Regions from separate parts of the Homo sapiens genome. Here region 2 is linked to region 1. A link is a loop called in an ENCODE intact Hi-C map of the cell type or tissue named here. Cell type or tissue: IMR-90. All regions are shown on one strand. Links, peaks and the distances in the headings refer to the core of each region. The heading gives the core; the rest is flanking DNA. Region 1 overlaps LINC02456 (long intergenic non-protein coding RNA 2456). Region 2 overlaps LINC02456 (long intergenic non-protein coding RNA 2456).

Evidence for each region. A loop is a pair of places that touch in the nucleus more often than their neighbours do. Peaks named below come from ENCODE experiments on the same cell type or tissue, not always from the same donor. Only the 100,000 strongest peaks of a DNase experiment are listed, where the experiment ranks them.
Region 2: a loop joins it to region 1, with 2.5 times the contacts of the local background. A loop is called at or near these places in 2 of 110 quality-filtered maps.

The regions. Positions count from the first base shown.
Region 1 is chr12:102,535,187-102,543,186 of GRCh38, forward strand. All of the region lies in intron 11 of LINC02456 (long intergenic non-protein coding RNA 2456), which reads left to right. Among named protein-coding and RNA genes, the nearest start is that of IGF1, 59 kb to the left of the region's middle. RefSeq lists an enhancer at 4,270-5,469. In IMR-90, for the core only: no CTCF peak of the experiment used is centred there; DNase peaks (open chromatin) are centred at 1,185, 4,565 and 4,875; H3K27ac peaks cover 502 bases.
Region 2 is chr12:102,293,837-102,307,129 of GRCh38, forward strand. It overlaps LINC02456 (long intergenic non-protein coding RNA 2456), which reads left to right. Exons shown (of 13, transcript XR_007063427.1): 4 at 10,796-10,920. Among named protein-coding and RNA genes, the nearest start is that of LINC02456, 21 kb to the left of the region's middle. In IMR-90, for the core only: a CTCF peak has its summit at 7,446 (motif pointing right); DNase peaks (open chromatin) are centred at 4,405 and 7,415.

The sequences.
Region 1 (8,000 bases), core at 1-8,000:
CTTGGAGGGCACTCCAGGCACTAAGCCTTCCAGCGTTTGAGGCTGGAGAGCCCCGTCATCAGCCACCTGTGGAGGCGCAGGCCTTCCCTCCAGGTGCTGCCTCGCCACTACAAAAGCGGGCTGTGTGATGAGACTTGTTAAGCGCAGCTTTGCGTGCTCTCTGTTCTGTTCACACTGTCTTGCAAAGTAGGTAATATCCTCACTTTCGCTTCCCCAGTGAGGAAACTGGGATTCAGAGAAGTCAAAGTCACCAGCAAGGAAGTGGCCGAGTCTGAACTTGAACTCCCTGGTGGTGCCGCCAGTGCACTTTCCTCCTCCTGAGATGTGGGTTGATTCTGCAGCACCCACAGGTAGGATGCGGGAGGTGAGGGCAGCGTGATGAAGGGAGGGCGCCTTGAACTGGTTCTAATGCCTGCTTTTAGGTAATCCCTTTCTCATCTGGAAAACAAAGGGCTTGGGGGCCCCTTTAAAAAGTCTCTGCTACTCTGATCCCTTTTATTTATTTATTTTCCTTGATTACTTTCTCTCCAGTGTAAAGCCATTTCTGTTTTGTGTTTCCTTAGCAGATTTCAATTCTCCAAGGGCATTTGGCTCCCTCCCAGCACTAGGCCTAGGCAGGGCTGCCCTTTATGACAAGGTGAACAAATGTAATAGAGCTGAAGGACCCAGGATGACAGTGTAGGATCTTTTCCCAGGCTCTTGCCTTTGCCTGGCATATCAGTACTTAACTGACGATGCACCAAGCACCAAACTTCCATGTAACCTTCAAAGCCCAGTGCCGTTCTTACCATCACTAAGAAGCTTTCCTTACCATAACCCTGTGTGCTAGCCACACCTAAGTAAAATTCATATGGCTGCTACTGTAATTCATACCTGCTTTCGTAGCTGGGATGTTTCTGGCTTAGTCCTTGTTTACACGTCGGTCTTTTCTACAGGCATGTGGGTTTCCTGAATGCAGGAGACTATGTCTTTATCACTTTTGGTTTAATAGTGCCTATTACCTGTTATACAACAGAAACTCTACCAAGATTTGTGGGTGTAAGGAAGGAAGGAAGGAAAGAACAAAGAAAGCAATCCAATCTATTTGGCTCTTTTCTGTAGTTACAAATTTATAGGAAATCTGCAAAGTGTATGAGTCAGTCCACAGAGCTTCTCCACTGTGTGATTGGGTTTTGCTTGGGTCATCAATCTGCCATTTCCTGACTCTTCCATCACACACACACACACACACACACACACACACACACACACACACACACAGAGCCACAGCATCATCTTTGAGCAATGCAATAAATTTTATGAGGCTTTATTTCCCTTCTCTTTAAAACCTAGAGAAATAGAACAAAGTTCCCTTTTTCTTTCACAAAACTCATGGGTAACATATCAATTATTCAAGTCCATTTATATGTCTATAACCACCTCTTCTCTCTTTGTTTCCTCTGGAAATCTTTACTTTTCATGCACACACACACACACACACACACACACACACAGAGATATGTATGTGTATAACATCACGCAGTAATACATTTTTCAAAGCTACTTTTTTTCAACTTTTGGATTCGGAGAGGACATGTGCAGGTTGGTTACATGGGTATATTGTGTGAGGCTGAGGTTTGGGGTACAGAGGATCCCATCACCCAGATAGTAAGCATAGTACCCAACAGGTAGCTTTTGAATCCATGCTCTTCTCCCCCTCTAGTAACCTCAGCGTCCATTGTTCTCATCTTTACGTCCATGTATACTCAATGTTTAGCTCCCATTTATAAGTGAGAATGCCTGGTATTTGGTTTTCTGTTCTTCTGTTAATTCACTTAGGATAATTCACTCCAGCTGCAATCCATGTTGCTGCAATGGATATGATTTTGTGCTTTTTAATGGTTGCATAGTATTCCATGGTGTATATGTACCACATTTTCTTTATCCAATCCACCATTGATGAGCACCTACATTGATCCCATGTTTTTGCTTTTGTGAATAGTGCTGTGATTAACATACAAGTGCATGTGTCTTTTTGGTAGAATGATTTATTTTCCTTTGTGTATATACCCAGTAATAGAATTGCTGGGTCGAATGCACTTTTGAAACCTATTCTCTGTTATTTGTTTTTCTAAAAATAGAAGCTGTGTCAAAATTACAAAAGAAATAAAATTCATAGAGTTAGAAAGTGTTAGCTGTAGGCATAAGTGGTCCTTCCTATAGGTCAGGTCTACACACTTAGACTCCTCAAATGTTTATAGCAATTCTCATGTTGGCATTTGAATCCGTCTCCCCAGAACTAAGTAAAGAACATTTCTTAGTCCAAAATCACACAGATTCAACAGTTATTTGACAAATATATATTGAACATCTATTATGTTCTGGGCATTGCTTTTAAGTTCTACTGCTGTGATAAGACAGACATGATCACTGGCTGCATGAAATTTTCATTATGTAGAGGGAGAAAAGAGCAAGAAAAATAAGCAAAGAAACAAATATATACAATAATTAGAAAAGGTAGTCTGGGTGCAGTGGCTCACACCTATAATTCCAGCACTTTAGAAAGCTGAGGTGGAAGGATCGCCTGAGCCCAAGAGTTCAAGACCAGCCTGGGCAACATAGTGAGACTCCATCTTAAATTTTTTTTTTAAAGCTGGGCATAGTGGCGTGCTCCTGTAGTTCCAGCTACTCAGGAGGCTGAGGTGGGAGGATCGCTTGAGTTTGGGAGTTTGGGAGGTCGAAACTGCAGTGAGCTGTGGTTGAACAGACCACAGCCTGGACAACAGAGTCCATGGAGACCCTGTCTCAAAAAAAAAAAAAATGTGGTCCTGTTAAGGAAATAACTTGGGAGGCAAGACAGAAAATCACTGATGTGGGTGATCTATCTCAGTTAAAGTAGACACAGAAGGCTGCTCTGATTTGAGACAAGAGGATGAAAAACAAAAAGAAGAGGGTTTAACATGGTAGGAACAGCAGGTGCCTAGGGTCTGGGGTATAAAAGGGTTTGATGTGTTTTACAACCTGGCGGAATGCCAGTAAGGCTGTAACCAAATGAGTAAACCTGAGGAGGTATAAAGTGAGGTGGGAGAAGGATAGAGGGGCCAGATCACGACCTTGTGGGCCTTGTGGGCCAGGTCACAGTGTTCAGGAAACGACTGAATTTCATTCAAACTTCAGTGAAAAGCCACTGAGGATTCTAAGCCAAGGGGTGACATGGCCCACTTTATATGTTAAGAAAGTCTGTTACAAGTGGCCCATAGAGGGGTGATCATTGAAGGAGAAGACTGTCTAAGGGTGGCATTTGTCTAGGTGAGAGGTGGTGGCCTGGACTAGAATAGTGGCTTGCAGAGAAGAAGAGAATCAGATGCATTTGGATATATTTGGGAGGCAAAAAGGACAGGACTTGCTTATGGTTCAGATGAAGCAAGAATAAAAAATGCTGCCTGGGTTTCTGGCTCCTGTGGACTGTGAGGACATTCGCTGCAAAGGCACCATGCTGGGGGATGAATTAAGAGGTCAGGTGCAGATTCCGGGAGTCATCTCTTCTGCAGCTTTCTAAACACCTCTGCTCCCTGCAATCAGAGCTGGTGCACCAAAGTCAACAGGTATGTCCAGCGTTTGGAAAATCCCAATGTTAATGTTGATTGTGATTTCTCAGTTGGTCTTTAGGGCATGACACATGGTAGAGGCAAGAAAAAACATAAAAATAGTCTAGCACTGAGTCCTTGAGCAACTACTATGTGCCTTGTGTGGTACTAAGTACTAAGGTGGAGAAGAAGGTTCAACAATTCTATTAATGAAGGCAATGCCAGGTGTCTATGGAGCTTTGTCTGGGGGTGGAGACTACTTTCTGCCAGCAAGTGACTGAGGACTCCACAGAGATAGTGACATCTAAATTGAGGCTTAAAATTTGGGTAGAGGTTTTCCAAGTAAAAGCAGAGGGAACTCAATTTTCAGCAGCAGCAGCAGCAGGGGCAGAATATAGCAAGTTAGGGATGTGTGCAAGGATTTATCATGTTTATGGAGGGAGAGTTGTAGGTCAATATGGCTAGAGGGTAGAATGTGGTGGGGAGGGGACATGTGTGAGGATGGCACAGCCTGTGTGACCTGCTAACGGATCAAATCTGTACCTTTTGTGAGATGGGAATCAATAAAGGCTTTTAAGCAGGGAATATGCCACAGTCAGGTTTGCATATTAGAAACACAGCTCTGGCTGGGGATGGAGAATGGATTGGAGGGGGAAGTCAGGATAGAAGTTAGGGGGTCTAGTTAGGAGGCTAAAACAATAATTCAGAGGAAAGTTAACAAGAACCTAGAAACACTAATGATAATAATTATAGCTCACAGCTCCATGGTGCATCCTCTGTTCTGAATGTATTATATACATTGATAATTCAGTCCTCACAACACTCCTACAAGGTCAGTTCTATTTACTACTTATTTACAGATTAGAAAATTGTGCTGTAGAGAAGTAAAATAATTTGCCAAGGTCACACTCCACTTAGGAAGTGGTAGAGCAGGGATTTGATCTCAGACAGTCTGATTCACAGCTAAGTTATGAAGAGTGGCCCAAGAGAGGAGATGATGATAAGCGGCAGGGAGAACTGACAGTATTTGTTGACTCAATATAGAGGTAGGTGGGTGATGGTAAAGGAGAGAGAGGAATCCGAGAGACCCTGAAGGCTGTGATTTGGGTGCTGGGGTAGGTGGGGCTAGAGACAGCATCATTTCATCTTTTGTGCTGCGTACAGAGCAGCAACTTGATAGAGCCTGCCCTGCCACTTGTGTGGCATTAAGAGAACCCGTGTCATCCTGTTTTTCAGTTTGATCTGTGCACATGGGGGTTTCCTAGCCAGGGTTGGCATGCATATGAGTAATGTGAAGACTTCGCTGGAATGTCACAGGGATTACGATCCTGCCCTTCTGACCTCCCAGGGATACTGTGAGCAACAAATGAGATAATGAGAGGCAGCCCGGCAGAGTGGGAAGCCAGAGGCTTGAGCTCAAGTGCACTTCCTGTTTCTGAACCCTTGTGGGAAGTCAGCTAATGACACGGAGCCTCAGTTTCCCCACTGGTGAAATAAAAGTCATTCTTCTCCTGATGACCACAGGGGGCTGCTGTGAAAGGAGTTCAGGATGTCACTGGGTGGATGCACTTTGTAAATGATTGGATACTTCACAAGCAAGCACGGGAGTGGTTACTGTGCTGATAACTACATGCCAGTGGAAAAATGAGCTGTACTGGGAGTGTATGACATCTAGGCAAATCATTTTCATTGATAAACATGTCTATAGTTATCAAACAAAAGCGATATATTGACCCATATTTTCAAATAATGCTCTGAAATCAGTGAACTTTCAAAAAAAAGTTATTTTTTATTGATATATAATAGATATACATATTTTCAGGGTACATATGATAATTTAATATGTTCATATAATTTGTAAAGATCAAATCAGTGTAATTGGGCGATCCATCACCTTAAATATTTATCTTTTCTTTATGCTACAAACATTAAAATTATTCTCTTCCAGCTATTTTGAAATATACAATAGATTATCATAAACTATAGTCACCCTACTGACTTATGAAACATCAGGTCTTATTTCTTCTAATTTCTTAAAACATCATTGAACTTTTAAGCCTTGAAAAGAGATAGGATGTATTAAATGTCTTTAATGTAGTAAATACATAAAGTGTCCTTAATCTATTAAATCTCTTTGTGGCATCCCCAGCCAGGAATCCATTCATTTCACAAGTATTTTTTAACCATTGGTGGGGACACAGAAATGAGTAATTCAGAAACACCCCCAATTAATGAGGTTGCATTTTAGTGAGAGAAGCGAGGCAAGAAATGAACAAATAATCAAATACATAAGGTATCTAATTTCAGATTGTGTTAAGTACTATGAAGGAAATAGGATGATGAGAAAAGAGCAGCAGCTACTTTACATGGGTGGTCAGAGCAAGAAGCTGGAAGCTACGAAGAAAAGCTATGCTCAGGAAGAAAACATTCTGGGCATAGAGATGACTCGTGCCAAGACCCTTAGCTAGGAACAAATGTGCCCTATTCAAGAAACAAGAAGGCCAGTGTCTCTGTAGTGCTGTAAGTGAGAGGAGCAGTGATAATAAATGAGTCTGAAGGTGGCAGGGGCCAGATCATTTAGGATGTGGTAGAGTTTGATTTATTCTAGGTGCAATAGGAAAGCCATTGGAGGGTTTGAAGCAGGACAACGTCATTTGAGTGAAGGTTCTCAAAACTCCCTTCTGCTACTGGGTGAAGACAGGACAGAGATGGGGCAACAGTGAGCAGGGCAGGACCACTTATGAGATGGTCAGCTGGGACAAAGGGGATAAGGGTGGAGAGAAGTTTGAAATATGTCTGGGGATAGAGCCAAAAGGACTTGCTGATGGATTAGATGTAGGTAATGAGTGAGGGGCTGAGAATGGCTCCTGGATTTTGACGACATAAAAGGAAACTCTTGGATCAACTGTGCACTCCAGATTCTCATAGGTTAGTGCTCTCTTATGAGACTGAAATCAACGGGGACCTTGTATTTGTCCACACTCACGATAGTTCTGTCATGAAAGGAAGCAAGATCTGCTCAGACCAACAGTTTTTAAAACATTACGAGCTAGAGATGGACAAAAGAAATAAGAAAAGTTAAGGAGTAGAAGTAGGAAGAATGTTCTTGTTTCTTTCCCACTTGTCTTTTCATCGAGACTACTTAATGCTCTAATAATTCCTCTTCCTATTAAAACCAGAAGTTTAAAGAAAGCCCTAGAACATTGATTCTTACATCCATTTAAATACAGGCTGTTACTTCTCTTACCATGCCTTTTCTGAGGTTATCCAGCTATGCTGGGCCATGGAGGAATCATGAATGGAAGGAGGGTGAAGAGCCACTTATGGAGATGGGAGAGAAGCCAGGATTTACACTAAAGAAGGTGGCTTATGCCTGTAATCCCAGCACTTTGGGAGGCCGAGGTGGGCGGATCACAAGGTCAGGAGATCGAGACCATCCTGGCTAACACAGTGAAACCCCGTCTCTACCAAAAATACAAAAAATTAGCCGGGCGTGGTGGCGGGCACCTGTAGTACCAGCTACTTGGGAGGCTGAGGCAGGAGAATGGCGTGAACCTGGGAGGCAGAGCTTGCAGTGAGCTGAGATCACGCCACTGCACTCCAGCCTGGGTGACAGAGCAAGACTCCGTCTCAAAAAAAAAAAAAAAAAAAAAAAGACTTGTCTTCATAGGCCCCTCTTCCAATCTCATCTCTTGGGTTTGGAGTCCCCTCTATATCCACCATGCATAACTGAATTGAAAGGAAGAAGTATGCCTAGAAGAAAAGCTTCTATAAGAAGATCCCAGCGTTTCATCTCGGCAGTCTGCAGCTCTGCCTCAAGTTAACCCTGAAACAAGAAATCAGGCTTAGGGGAGCATTTATTTCAAGGTTTCATAATCTCATGTTTGACAGCAGCTGGTGGTACAAAGTGTGGAGTCTACTGGATGGATCCGATTATATACCAGATGGTTCTGTTTTCAAATTTACTCCAAATGTTCAGATGCTTTTTCACTAAATTCATATTTCCCATCTGATATTACCCCCTGGGGCTGAACTTTAATATGGGTTGTAGTTTGTAAGGTTTTTGTTATTCTTTTTGATCTTCCAATAGAAAGAGAATTCCTAAACACCACCATGCATTCACAGGGGCTGAACAATGTCTATACATGAATGAATGCAGCAGGATTGTTCTCTGAGGCAGGTCTTGCCTCCATCATACCTCCTGCCAGAAGTGGACTCAGATATGCCCTATTTGGAGAAGCCTCGAAACCCAGCTCCAATGACCTTGAGATCTGAACAACGTGTTCCTTCCCCTAGGCAGCATATGTTAGCACATAAAAATTCTTAGTAGCAAATTAAAACTTCTTTAGCGGAGAATAAAGGCACTAAGTAACTGTGTTACTGGCCTATTATGTGTCTCTAATTGTGTCACCTCGCTCCTCAGTAGGGTTTTCC
Region 2 (13,293 bases), core at 1,036-9,035, 240 kb before region 1:
ATATCTGCAGTCAATTTTAGAACCTTTCAATCACCACAAAAAGATAACCCATGTACTTTAGCTATCTTCTGCCTGTCCACCAGTTTCCATATCCCTAAGCAGCTACTAATCTACTTTCTGTCTCTATAGATTTTCCAGTTTTAGACAATTCATATAGATGGAATCATATATAACACGAGGCCCTTGTGATCAGCTTATTTCACTTAGTGTAATGTTTTCAAAGTTCATCCACATTGTAGCATTTATCAGTACTTTATTCCTGTTTTTGGTTTTGAGACAGAGTCTGGCTCTGTTTCCCAGGCTAGAGTGCAGTGGCACGATTTCAGCTCACTGCAGCCTCCACCTCCTGGGCTCAAGCCATCCTCCTACCTCAGCCTCCTGAGTAACTGGGACTATAGGCGTGCACCACTCCATCCAGCTAATTGTTTTTGTAGAAATGGGGTTTCCCCATGTTGCCCAGGATGATCTGCAACTCCTTGGCCTTCCGAAGTGCTGAGATTATTTCCTTTTATAGATGAATATTATCCCACTATATAGACACAACACATTTTTATGTATCCATTAATTAGCTGATGGAAAAGTTTTTATGTAGACATATGATTTCATTCCTCTTGGGTATATATCGATAAGTAGAACTACTGGGTCATATGGTAACCCTAAGTTTAACTGTTTGAAGAACTTTCAGATTGTTTTCCAAAGGCTACATCATTTTGCATCCCTACCAGCAGTATATGAGCATTCCGATTCCTCCATATCTTCTCCAACATTGTTATTATATGACTTTTTGATTCTAGGCATCCTACTGGGTATAAAGTGATATCTCATTAAGGTTTTGATATGCATTCCCATTATAATGGTTATGACCTGAATTATCTTCCCCAAACTTCCTGGGTTCATATGTTGAATCCCTTATCTCCTGTATTTCAGAATGTGACTGTGTTTGGAGATAGGGCCTTTTAAATAGGTAATTAAGTTAAAATGAGGCTGTTAGGGTGAGCCCTAGCCCAATCTGACTGATATCCTTATAAGAAGAGAAGATTAGGACAAATAGAGAGACACCAGGGATCTATGTGCACAAAAGAAAGACCATGTGAAGACAGAGCAAGAAGACAAACATATGCAAGCCAAAGAGAAGGGCCTCAGAAGAAAGAAAACCTGCTGACACCTTGATCTTGTTCTTCTAGATTCCAGAACTGTGAAAAAATTTTTTTCTGCCACCTGCTCTATGGTATTTTGTTATGGCAGCCCCAGGAAACTCATGACTAATGATGTCAAGCATTTTTTTCTTGTGTTTATTGGCCATTTGTATATTTTCTGTGGATAAATGTTTTCTGAGATTGCTCATTTTAAAATTGTCTTCTTATTGTTGAATTGTTGAGTTGTAAGAGTTCTTATATATTCTGCATACTATGCCCTTAGCAGACATATGATTTGCAAATATTTCCTCTAATTCTGTGGGTTTTCTTTTACCTTGTTGATAGTTCCTTTGATGCACAAAAGTTTTTAATTTTAATTAAAGCCAACTTATCTAATTTTTCATTTCTTGCTCATGCTTTTGGTGTCATATCCATTTCAAAATCCAAGGCATGAAGATATTTCCTTTATATTTTCTTCTGAGAGTTTTATAGTTTTAGCTGTTACGTGTATATTCTTAATCCATCTTGGATTAATTATTACCTATGGTGTGAGGTAAGGGCCCATTTTTTTTTTTTTTTTTGGCATGTGGCTATGTAGTTGTTTTAGCAATGATTTGTTGAAAGAGCTATTCTTTCACTATTGAATTGTCTTGACACCTTTGTAAAAAATAAGTTGACTAAAGACACATGGTTTTATTCTGGACTCCCAGTTCTTTTTATTTATTTTATTTTATCCACAGGGTGTATATGTGCTTGTTTGTTACATCGGTATATTGTGTACTGGTGGGGACTGGGCTTCTAGTTTACCCATTACCCAAATGGTGAACACTGTACCTGATAGATAGTTTTTTATCCCTTGCTCCCCTCCACAACCTCCTCTCATTTGGAGTCTCTAGTGTCTATTATTTCCATCTTTAGGTCCATGTGTATCCATTGTTTAGCTCCCTATTGTAAGTGAGAACATGTGGTATTTGATTTTCTGTTTCTGAGTTAGTTCACTTAGTATAATGGCCTCCAGCTCCATCCATGTTGCTGCAAAGGACATAATTTCATTCTTTATGGCTACGTAGTATCCCATCGTGTATGTATGCCACATTTTCTTTATCTGGTCAACTGTTGATGGACACTTAGGTTGCTTCCATGACTTGGCTATTGTGAATAATGCTGCAATGAACATACAAATACGGATGCCTTTTTGATATGATTGTTTCCTTTTCTTTGGGTGGATAGCCAGTAGTGGGATTGCTGGGTCCAGTGGTAGTTCTATTTTTAGTTATTTGAGAAATCTCCATACTGTTTTCCATGGAGGTTGAACTAGTTCAAATTCTCACCAATAATGTACAAATGTTCCCTTTTCTCCACATCCATGCCATTTATTGTTTTTTCACCTTTTAATAGTAGCCATTCTGACTGGTATAAGATGATATTCTGATTTTAATTTGCAATTCTCTGATGATTGCTGATGTTAAGCACTTTTTCATGTGTTTGTTGGCTGCTTGTATTTTTTCTTTTGAGAAATGTCTATTCATATTCTTCTCCCAAGTTTTAATGGGGTTGTTATTTTCTTGTTGAGTTATTTATATTCCTTATAGATTCTGGATATTAGTCCTTTGTCAGAGGCATAATTTGCAAATATTTTCTCTCATTTGGTGGGTGGTCTGTTTACTCTGTTGATTATTTCTTTTGCTTTTTAGTTTAATTAAGTCCAATTTGTCTATTTTCATTCCTGTTACATTTGCCTTTGGGATCTTCATCATAAAATTATTTGCCTATGCCAATGTCCAGAATAGTTTTTTCTATGTTTTCTTCTAGGATTTTTATAGTTTCAGGTCTTACATTTAAATCTTTAATCCATCTTGGGTTAATTGTTGTATATGGTGAGAGATAGAGGTCCAGTTTCATTCTTCTGCATATGGCTAGCCAATTTTCCCAGCACTATTTATTGAATAGGGTGTCCTTTCACCATTGTTTATCTTTGTTGACTTTGTCAAAAATCAGTTGATTGTTAGTTTGTGGCTTTATATCCAGGTTTTCTATTCCGTTCCATTGATATTTGTGCCATTTTTGTACTAGTATCATGCTGTTTTAGTCAATGTAGCCTTGTATTATAATTTGAAGTCAGGCAATGTGATGCCTCCAGATTTGTTCATTTTGCTTAGGATTTCTTTGGCTATTCAGGCTCTTTTTTGATTCCATGTGAACTTTAGAATTTTTTTCTAATTCTGTGGAATATGACATTGGTAATTTGATAGGAGTTGAATGTGTAGATTAATTTAAGCAGTATGGTAATTTTAACAATACTGATTCTTCCAATCCATGAGTGTGGGATGTTTCCCCATTTGTGTTATCTATGATTTATTTCAACAGTATTTTGTAGTTTTCCTTGTAGAGATCTTTCACCTTCTTGATTAAATTAATTGCTAGGTATTTTGTGTGTGTGTGTGTGGCTATTGCCAATGAGATTGAGTTCTTGATTTGGCGCTCAGCTTAAATGTTATTGGTGTATAGAAATGCTGTCGATTTATGTATGTTTATTTTGTATATTGAAATTTGTTTATCAAGTCTAGGGGTTTTTGGAGGAGTCTTTAGGGTTTTCTAGGTATATGGTCATGTGATCAGTGGGCAGAGATAATTTGACTTCCTCTTTTCCAATTTGGATGCTTTTTTTCTTTTACCTGATTGCTCTGAGTAGTGCTCCTAGTACTATGTGCAATAGGAATGCTGAGATTGGATATGCTTGTCTTGTTCCAGTTCTTAAAGGTAATGCAATCAACTTTTTTCCATTTAGTATAATGTTGACTGTGGGTTTGTTGTAGGTGGGTCTTATATTTTTAGGTACTTTTTTATTTTTATTTTTATTTTTTTTAGAGGAATAAAATAGTGGCTACTCCATAGGCAGAGCAGCCAGGTATGGTCTTTTGATGCCTAGTTTGTTGAGGGTTTTTATTATGAAGGGACTTTGGATTTTATTGAATGCCTTTTTTCATGTATTGAGATAATCATATGGTTTTTCTTTTTAGTTTTGTATGTGTGATGAATCACCCTTTTCAATTTGCAGATGTTAAACCGTACTTGCATCCCAGAAATAAAACCCACTTGATCATAATTAATTATTTTTCTGATGTGCTGTTGGATTCAGTTTGCTGGTTTTTTCTTGAGAATTTTTGCCTCTATACTCATCAGAGATATTAGTCTGTAGTTTGCTTTTCTGTGTGCGTGTACTGGCCTGATTTTGGTGTCATGATGATACTGGTTTCATTGAATGAGTCACAGAGGAATCCCTCCTCCTTGAGTTTTTGGAATATTTTCAGTAAGATTGGTAGCAGCTCTTCTCTGTGTATCTGGTGAAATTTGGCTATGAATCTCTCCGGTCCTGGGCTTTTATTTGTTGAAAGATTTTTTTATTACTCACTCAATTTCATTACTTATTATTGGTCTGTTCAGGATCTCTATTTATTCCTGGTTCAATCTTGGAGGGTTGTAGGTTTCCAGGAATTTATCAATTTCCTCTAGGTTTTCTAGTTTGTGTGCATAGAGGTGTTTATAGTAGTCTCTGAGGATCTTTTGTATTTCTGTGGCATCATTTTTAATGTCCCTTTTCTCATTTCTGATTATAATTATTTGAATCTCTCTTTCTTGGTTAATCTAGCTAGCAATCTATCAATTTTGTTTATCCTTTTAAAAAACTAACTTTTTGTCGCATTGATTCATTATGTCTTTAAAAATAATCTCAATCTCATTTAGTTCTGCTTTGATCTTTGTTATTTCTTTTCTGCTACTAGTTTTGGGTTTGGATTATTATTATTTTTCTAGTTCCTTGAGGTTCAATGTTAGGTTGTTAATTTGAGATTTTTCTATCTTTTTTTATAAGGGCATTTAATGCTACAGAATTTCCTCTTAGCACTGCTTTTGCTGTATACTAGAGATTTTAGTATGTTGTGTCTCTATTTTTATTTGTTTCAAGAAGTCTTTCAATTTCTGCCTTAATTTATTATTTACCCAAAGGTCATTTGGGAGCAAGTAGTTTTGCTTTCATGTACTTGTGTAGTTTTGAGAGTTCCTCTTGGTATTGATTTATAATTTTATTCTACTGTGATCTGAGAAGATACTTGTTATTATTTTGATTTTCTGAGTTTATTGATACTTGCTTTATGGGCAAATATATAGTCAATTTTGGAATATATTCCATGTGGAGGTGAGAAGAATGTATATTCTGTTAGATAAAATGTTCTGTGAATCTCTATTAGATTCATTTGGTCTACATCCCAGTTGAAGTCCAGAGTTTCTTTGTTGATTTTCTGCCTTGATGATCTGTCTAGTGATGTCAGTGGGGTGCTGAAGTCCCCCACTCTTATTATATTGCTATCAATATGTTTTCTTAGGTCTAGTAGTATTTATTTTATGAATCTGGGTGCTCCAGTGTTGGGTGCAGATATATTTAGGATAGTTAAATCTTCCTGTTGTATTGACTTCTTTATCATTTTATAATGACCTTTTTTGCCCCCTTTTTTTTTTAACTGTTGTTGGTTTAAAGTCTGTTTTATTTGATTGAGGATGACTACTCTCTCTTGCTTTTGTTTTCCATTTGCGTGATATATCTTTTTCAACCCATTTACTTTGATTCTATAGCTGTCTTTAGCCAGTATGTATGTCTCTTGTAGGCAGTACATGTTTGGGTTTTCCTTTTTTATACAGTTTGCCACTCTGTATCTTTTAAGTGGAGCATTTAGGCCACATACATTCAAGGTTAATATTGATATGTGAGGTTTTGTTTCTATCATGTTGTTGTTAGCTGATTGCCTTGGGATTTCAATTGTGTAATTGCTTTATAAGGTCTGTGAGCTTTTTACTTATGTGATCTTTTATGATGGTGAATGTTGTTGTTTAATTTCCATGTTTAGAACTCCTTTGAGGTTGGGCAGTGGCTCATGCCTGTCATTCCAGCACTTTGGGAAGCTAAGTGGGAGGATTGCTTGAGGCCAAGAGTTTTAGACCAGCCTGGTCAACATAGTGAGACACCATCTCTACTAAAACAACAACAACAAAAACAAAACTCCTTCGAGCATTTCTTGGAGGACCAGTCTAGTGTTGATGAATTCCCTATTTCTCCTTGATTTATGAAGCTTAATCTGACAGGATATAAAATTATTGGGTGGCATTTTTTTTTCTTTAAAGATGCTAAAAATAGACCCCCAATCTCTTCTGGATTGTAAGTTTTCTGCTGAGAAGACAGCTACTAGTCCGATATGATTATATATATATAAATGCAATTAGACACTTCTCTCTTGCCATTCAGGATTATTTTGTTTACATTGACTTTGGATAGTCTTGGTGAAGTTCTTGCAATGTATTATCCAGAAATTCTCTGAGCTTCTTGTATCTGGATGTCAAAATCTCTCCTAAAACCAGGGAAGTTTTCTTGAAGTATTTCTGCAAATAGGTTTTTCACACTTTTTGCTTTTTCTTCTTCTCCCTCTGGAATACCTATAACTTACAGGTTTGTACACTTTTATATTTCACAAAGGCTTTGTTCATTAAAAAAAATTTTTTAAATATTATGTCTGACTGAGTTAATTTGAAAGACCTGTCTTCCAGCTCTGAAATTCTTTCTTCCACTTGGCCTATTGTTAACACTTTCAATGTATTTTGTAACTCCTTGACTGAATCTTTTATTTCTAGAAGTTTTGTGTGTGTGTATTTTTTTAAATGACATTTATCTCTTCTTTCATGTCCTAAATTGCTTTTCTATTTGTATGGGTTTTCTGCTTTTTCTTGGATCTCACTGAGCTTCTTTAAAATCAGTATTTTGAATTATTTATCTGATATTTCAAAGACTTCATTTTGGTTAGGATTTGTTCTGAGGAGTTAGTATTCCCCTTTGGGGGTGTTGTTACATTCTGTTTTTTCCATACTTTCAGAGTTGTTTCCCTGGTTGTTTCTTATCTGGATAAGCTGTCTCTCCTTCTTATTTTTTAATTTTGCTTCCCTTTGGACAGGATTATTTTGCCCCCTTGAGGAGGTGTCTGTACTGTATGATGTGGTGTAGTGTCCTTTGGGTTTGGTTCTGGGTATTTTCAGTGGCAAAGAGTCTGTATAAATTCTTTGGTAATAGCCTTTGTATGGTGACTTTCTCAAATGCTGGTTGTTGTAGTGATGTGCTAAGCATGTGAGCAGCCTCACTCACTGCCTCCTGTGGGCTCAGGGTGATGGAAGTCTCAGGAAGCTTATTTCATTCTCCAGTACTCTGCACTTGAGTCAGCAGATTTCCTGTTGTGTTGCACCATTCAACTTCCAGGCCAGTAGGTGGTGCTTATGTCTGTTTTTATCTCCTACACCCTTGTGGTTCTTATGCTTAGTGTTCTACCCATGAGTGAAAATTGGGTATTGAAGTACCCAATTATTGATGAATTGTCTATTTCTCTCTTCATTTAAATCAATTTATGCTTCATATGTATTGGTGCTCTGTTGTTAGGTGCATATATATTTTTGATTGATGTATCTTTCTGGTTAATTGACCTTTTAAAAAACATCTTCTTTTATCTATAGTAATATCTTTTGTTTTAAGGTATATTTTGTCAGGTAATTGTATAACCATTCCAACTTTCTTGTGGTTGCTGTTTGCATGATATTTCTCTTTCATCTTTTTACTTTAAGTCTATTTGTATTTTGAATCTAAAGTGTGTTTCCCATAGATAGCATGTATTGACTCTTGTTTTTTGATCTAGTCTGAGAATCTCTGCCTTTTGACTGGATTATTTAGTCCATTCACCTTTAATGCTATTATTGATATAGTTGGAATTATGTTTGCCATTTTTGTTTTTTATATATCTCATGTTTCTCTTGTTCCTCTGTTTCTGCTTTACTGCTTTCTTTTGCATGAAGTGAATATTTTATAATGTAGCATTTTAATTTTTTAAATTATTTTTTCACTATATTTTTGAGTTATTAGTGGTTACTCTAGGGTTTTTCTATATACACTGTGACTTATAATAATCAGTTTGAGATTTATACTAAATTAATTCTAGTGAGATACAGAAATGTTACTTCTATATACCTTTGTTCCCTTCCCCCCATTTTTGTGATACTATTCTTATTCATATTACATCTATTACATCTAATATCTGAATATTACAAACCCAACAATGCATTGTTGTAATGATAAATTTACACGCTTTTATGTTTTTTAAGGATATTGAGGAGAGCAAATACAGACACACACAAACACACACACACATTTATAGCTTTTGTTGTGTTAGCCTTTTAATTTATCATTTCTGGTTCTCTTCATTTGTTCCTGTGCATACAAGTTGCCATCTGAAGTCATTTCCTTAATCCAATACAGCTTTGCCCCCACCCACCTCTTTTGTTCTATTATTGACCAATATTACATTTTTATGTTATAGGCTCAACATCACATTATATACTTCTTTATACAATTACTTTTAAAATCTTTTAGAAGAAGAAAGGAAAAGAAATGCCTTGACTTTTACAATTAGATAATTACCTTTCCTGGTTCTTTTTGCTTTTTTCATATATATATTCCAATTACTCTCAGGGTTCACTTGTTTGTAGCATGAATTTCTTTTAGTACTTCTTATAAGGTAGGTCTGCTAGCAACACATTCCCTCTGTTTTTATTAGGACATGTCATTATTTTACCTTATTTTGGTGGATATAGAATTCTTGGTTAATAATTGCTTTTTTTGGTTCATTCTGAATATGTTGTCCTTCTGGCCTCAATTAATTCTGCTGAGACATCAGCTGTTAATCTTCCTGGAGTTTCAGTCTAAGTGATGAGTCATTTTTATCTTGATGTAGTCAAAATTTTCTTATTGTCTTTAGCTTTAGCTTTTTCACTTTTAGGTGTCTTTTGATGTGACATTGTAATCATACTTTTTAAATCATGGCCCATTTTATTTGAAAATATTATTTGAAATTATTTATAATCTCTACTTTGAAAACTTTTTCTGTTCAATCTGACATCTGATGTCTGTTAAATCTGACATCTGGTAAGTCTTCCAGGCAGTTTCTGTTGTCTACAATTTTTTTTCAGTGTATTGCTTATTCTTTCCTGCTTCTTTATATGTCTCATAATTTTTTGTTGAAAAATTTTAGGTAGTATATTGTAATAATACTGGGTACTGGTCTTCTGGGGCTTGTTGTTATTTGCTTATTTACTTGTTTGTTGATTGACTAGATTATTTTGGTGTAATTTATTTCTTCCTCTGAAGCATAAAGTCTATAAAGTTGTTTCTCAGGGGATGCAGTTTGATATGCTCACAGTCAGCTGGCAACACAGTGGATTTGGGAGAGCTCTCTTTTGTCTTTTTCTCTGGTCATACCCAGGTATTATGCTCCACTACTTACTTGCTGGCTGATGGCTCTGTTGCTTTCAACAATGCCCTGGAATATAGATTGTTTTACAAACTGACCCAAAAATTTGGGCTCTTCTTAAAAAATTGTTCCTGAGGTCAGTTTTTGAGATTTGTTTTGACCCTAAGAGGGTTCCTCCCAGATGTCTTGCTTTCTATTTCTCTATAGCAAATCATCCAGCTTACAACTTAGGCTATATCTCTAACAAATCTATCAATTTTTTCCCAATTGCTTTTCACAAACTTTCACTGTTTTTGAGAGTGACTTTAGGCTTGAAATTGTCCATGGTTTGTTGGAAATGAAGTCAATTTCTTTGGGGAGAGATTTTAAGTATTCTGTTATACAGCGTGCTTCTCTACGTTTGGGCAAAATCTCTGAGCCACAGCTCTGGTCCTGGAACAGGGACAATGACAGACTTCCCTCTAAATGATATACCCACTTTAAGTGCTAGTAACTTTTGGTGTGTGTGTGAAGTGGTCCCAGTTCAACTCGGCTTGACTCTGCTAGTATGGCACTGATATGGTTTGGCTGTGTCCCCACCCAAATCTCACCTTGAATTGTAATAATCCCCACCTGTCAAGGACAGAGCCACGTGGAGATTGAATCATGGGGGCAGTTTACCCCATTCTGTTCTTGTGGTAGTGAATACATCTCATGAAATCTGATGGCTTTATAAATGGGAGTTCCCCTGCACAAGCTCTCTCTTAGCTGCTGCCATGTAAGATGTGACCTTGCTCCTCATTCACTTTCCTTCATGATTGTGAGGCAGCCTTGTGGGACTGTGAGTCCGTTAAACCTCTTTGCTTTACAAATTACCCAGTCTTGAGTATGTCTTTATTAGCAGTGTGGAACAGATTAATACAGGCATCTGTTAAAGCAGACTAAATATGGCCTGAGAAGGACTCTGTATTTCTATATTTGAGTCCTTGTAGATGAACTGTAACCTAGCTTAATAGCCAGACAAAATTGAAAACCTAACTTAATAGTATGCACCGTAACAATAGTTGAGTGTTGGCCATTCCAGTGGTCATACTTCAACCACTCATAGACTGCTGAGTGTTCAAACAAGGCAAACGCAGAGCTGTGACCAACCTCACTGTTTCTGTACTTCACTTTTGATTCCCATACATCACTTTAACTTTTTGTCTATAAATTTGTTCTGACCACAAGGCACCCCTGGAGTCTCTGTGTATCTGCTGTGATTCTGGGGATGCCCAATTCGTGAATCGTTCATTGCTCAATTAAACTCCTTTAAATTTAACTCAGCTGAAGTTTTTCTTTTATCAGATAATGTCAGAAGCAGGATCCAAAGTGGAGCTTCTAGTGACCCCCAGGAGTGCTGAGTAAACACGCAAGGTACCTGCAGGACCCACTTGTGTCCATTGATCTCTCAGAGCAGCTGGGCATCGTGGGTAAGTTCCCTCTTGGATTTTGGAGCTCCACGGATTTGTGTTTTGAGCTCTCTGAGTTTCTTTGGGCAAATTTCTGATCCAAACTGGGTTTGGAGTTGTGACAGAAACTGGACTGGGTCCAGGAACAGATTTGATCCGGGAATTAACTGGCTTGGATCCAGTTAGAGGCCTCTTACATCTGACTGGGTCAGAAAGGAACTGGTAGTAAGCAGTAATATTTCAGGGGTTATAGAGTTTGGCTTTTGAAAATTCACAAGGATTTTTGTGCTCTACCCTTTTGTTCATTTTTCTTGCCTGCATCGGTAGGAAAAAAAATCATTGGATAAGTTAATCAAGAGAGCCTGAGAGTAAAGCCAATATTTTAGGTAAAAATGGAATCCTTAATTTCTGGAAAACTGAGTTCCTTCTGGCTTATACTTTAGGCCTGGGAGGCAGTGAAGTCTTACAGAAATGGCAAAATCTTACTAAAGGTAACTTACAGTGGAACGTTCCGAATGAACAACAATGCACTGAAGTACATTTACAAATGAGGGCTCTTGGTAAAGTCCCTTTTGGCTAAGAACAGGGTTGGCACTACGGGATGTCAACTGCTGTTTTCTTTGGAATAATCTGCCTTGCACTCTTTGCTGACAACTATGGGTGACAGAATTAGGATCGTGGGACACGGAGAGCTTTTTCCTCCCCCAAAAGGGAAAACTTGAAAGCTGATGGGACTGCTGGAAAAAAAATCCTTTTACAACAGCAGCTGCAGCCGCCTGAACTTCTCAGTATCACTGCAATGGGTTGGTTTTTCTCTGGTCTTCCTGAGCATTTTGCCTTCCCCACCCTGCCATAGGCAAACCTTTTCTCTCTCTCCTTTCTGTTTTTCATCTTTTCTGTTACTCAGGGCAACCATCATGCCCAGAGACCATGTGTTGAAACTCCTAGTCAGAGGTTGGATTAAAGATGATGGGGCCCAGCTGAGGGCAAATTTAAGCCTTGTCAGTTTGATATTGGGTGCTAAGCAGAGTGGCTAATGTCTGTTTATCACATGTGTTTTACTCTGGCCAGAATGAAAAAAGATAATTTTCCTTTATGATGCAGCTTGTCCCCCAATGGGATGGTGTGGCAAGCTGGGTTACCGGGGCCACTTAGGGAAAGGAAACACAGAAACCTGGCATGCAGGCCAAAGGGTAAGAATTTCTTACCAGTCAGATTTCTGGCTTCTCCCTCTCTGTGCAGACAGTTGATTAAATGGTAAAAATTGCTGTTTAAGCCAGGCACGGTGGCTCACACCTGTAATCCTAGCACTTTGGGAGGTTGAGGTGGGCGGATCACTTGAGGTCAGGAGTTCAAGACCAGCCTGGCCAACATGGCAAAACCCCATCTTTACTAAAAATACAAAAAATTAGCTGGGTGTGGTGGCAGGTGCCTGTAATCCCACCTACTCGGGAGGCTGAGGCAGGAGAATCACTTGAACCCAGGAGGCGGAGGTTGCAGTGAGCCAAGATCACGCCATTGCACTCCAGCCTGGGCAACAAGAGTGAAATTCCATCTCAAAAAAAAAAAAAAAGAAAGAAAAAGAAAAAAGTCACTGTTTATCTCTTCTGTAAAGTTTTGATTAATGCAAAAAAGAATTCCGAGGCTAGTCTTAAACTGATATATTTGTGCTATGAATTTGTTTTTCTGTGTCAAGGGGTGCCTTAAGATAAAACATGGGCTTAGGACCCCATAAGCTCGCTGCTCAAGATGGCCCAGCAGGCTGGTCAATAACAAACTTTCCTGCAGGTCCCTGAAACAAACAAATGAAAAACTGGATGGGGTCTCCATCTTGTTTCATGTCCTTGGGAGCTTGACCTTGTAACCACGTGGCAGTACTTTCTCTTGGTCTCCACCTTCCAGGGAACACGAATTTTAGGTTTTATGTCATAGTTAGCTCTAAAAATTATCTTAAGTAGTTAAAAGCCTCTACAAGCTCAAAATTAACTACTCTAGACTCCTTCTGGGAAGAACAGTGGAACTTTCCCTGTGGTATAGCTTGGTACATAAGGTTTTGGCCTTTCACACTAGAAGTCCAGGTTCAATTCCCTGCTTAGAAAGCAAGCCTTTTCTGGTTTAATATCTACATAACCTTGTCTAGTCTCTTCTCCACCATGGACTATCCTAAGTTTTCCTTTCGCTGAGCACCTGGGAGGTTACCTTTGGTAAAGTTCAAAACCAGAAATATTGGCCAAACTGGGTAATAAGAAATTTTAAAAGGATATTATTAAAGGGTGCTATGGTTAAAAGTCAGCTTAATTAAAAGCAGATATTCAAGCTCTAAGAGCCTGGATTCCTTGGGAAAAACAGGAGGCACCAGAAACCCATTTCCTGGCCCTGTTCTTCCTAGGGCTC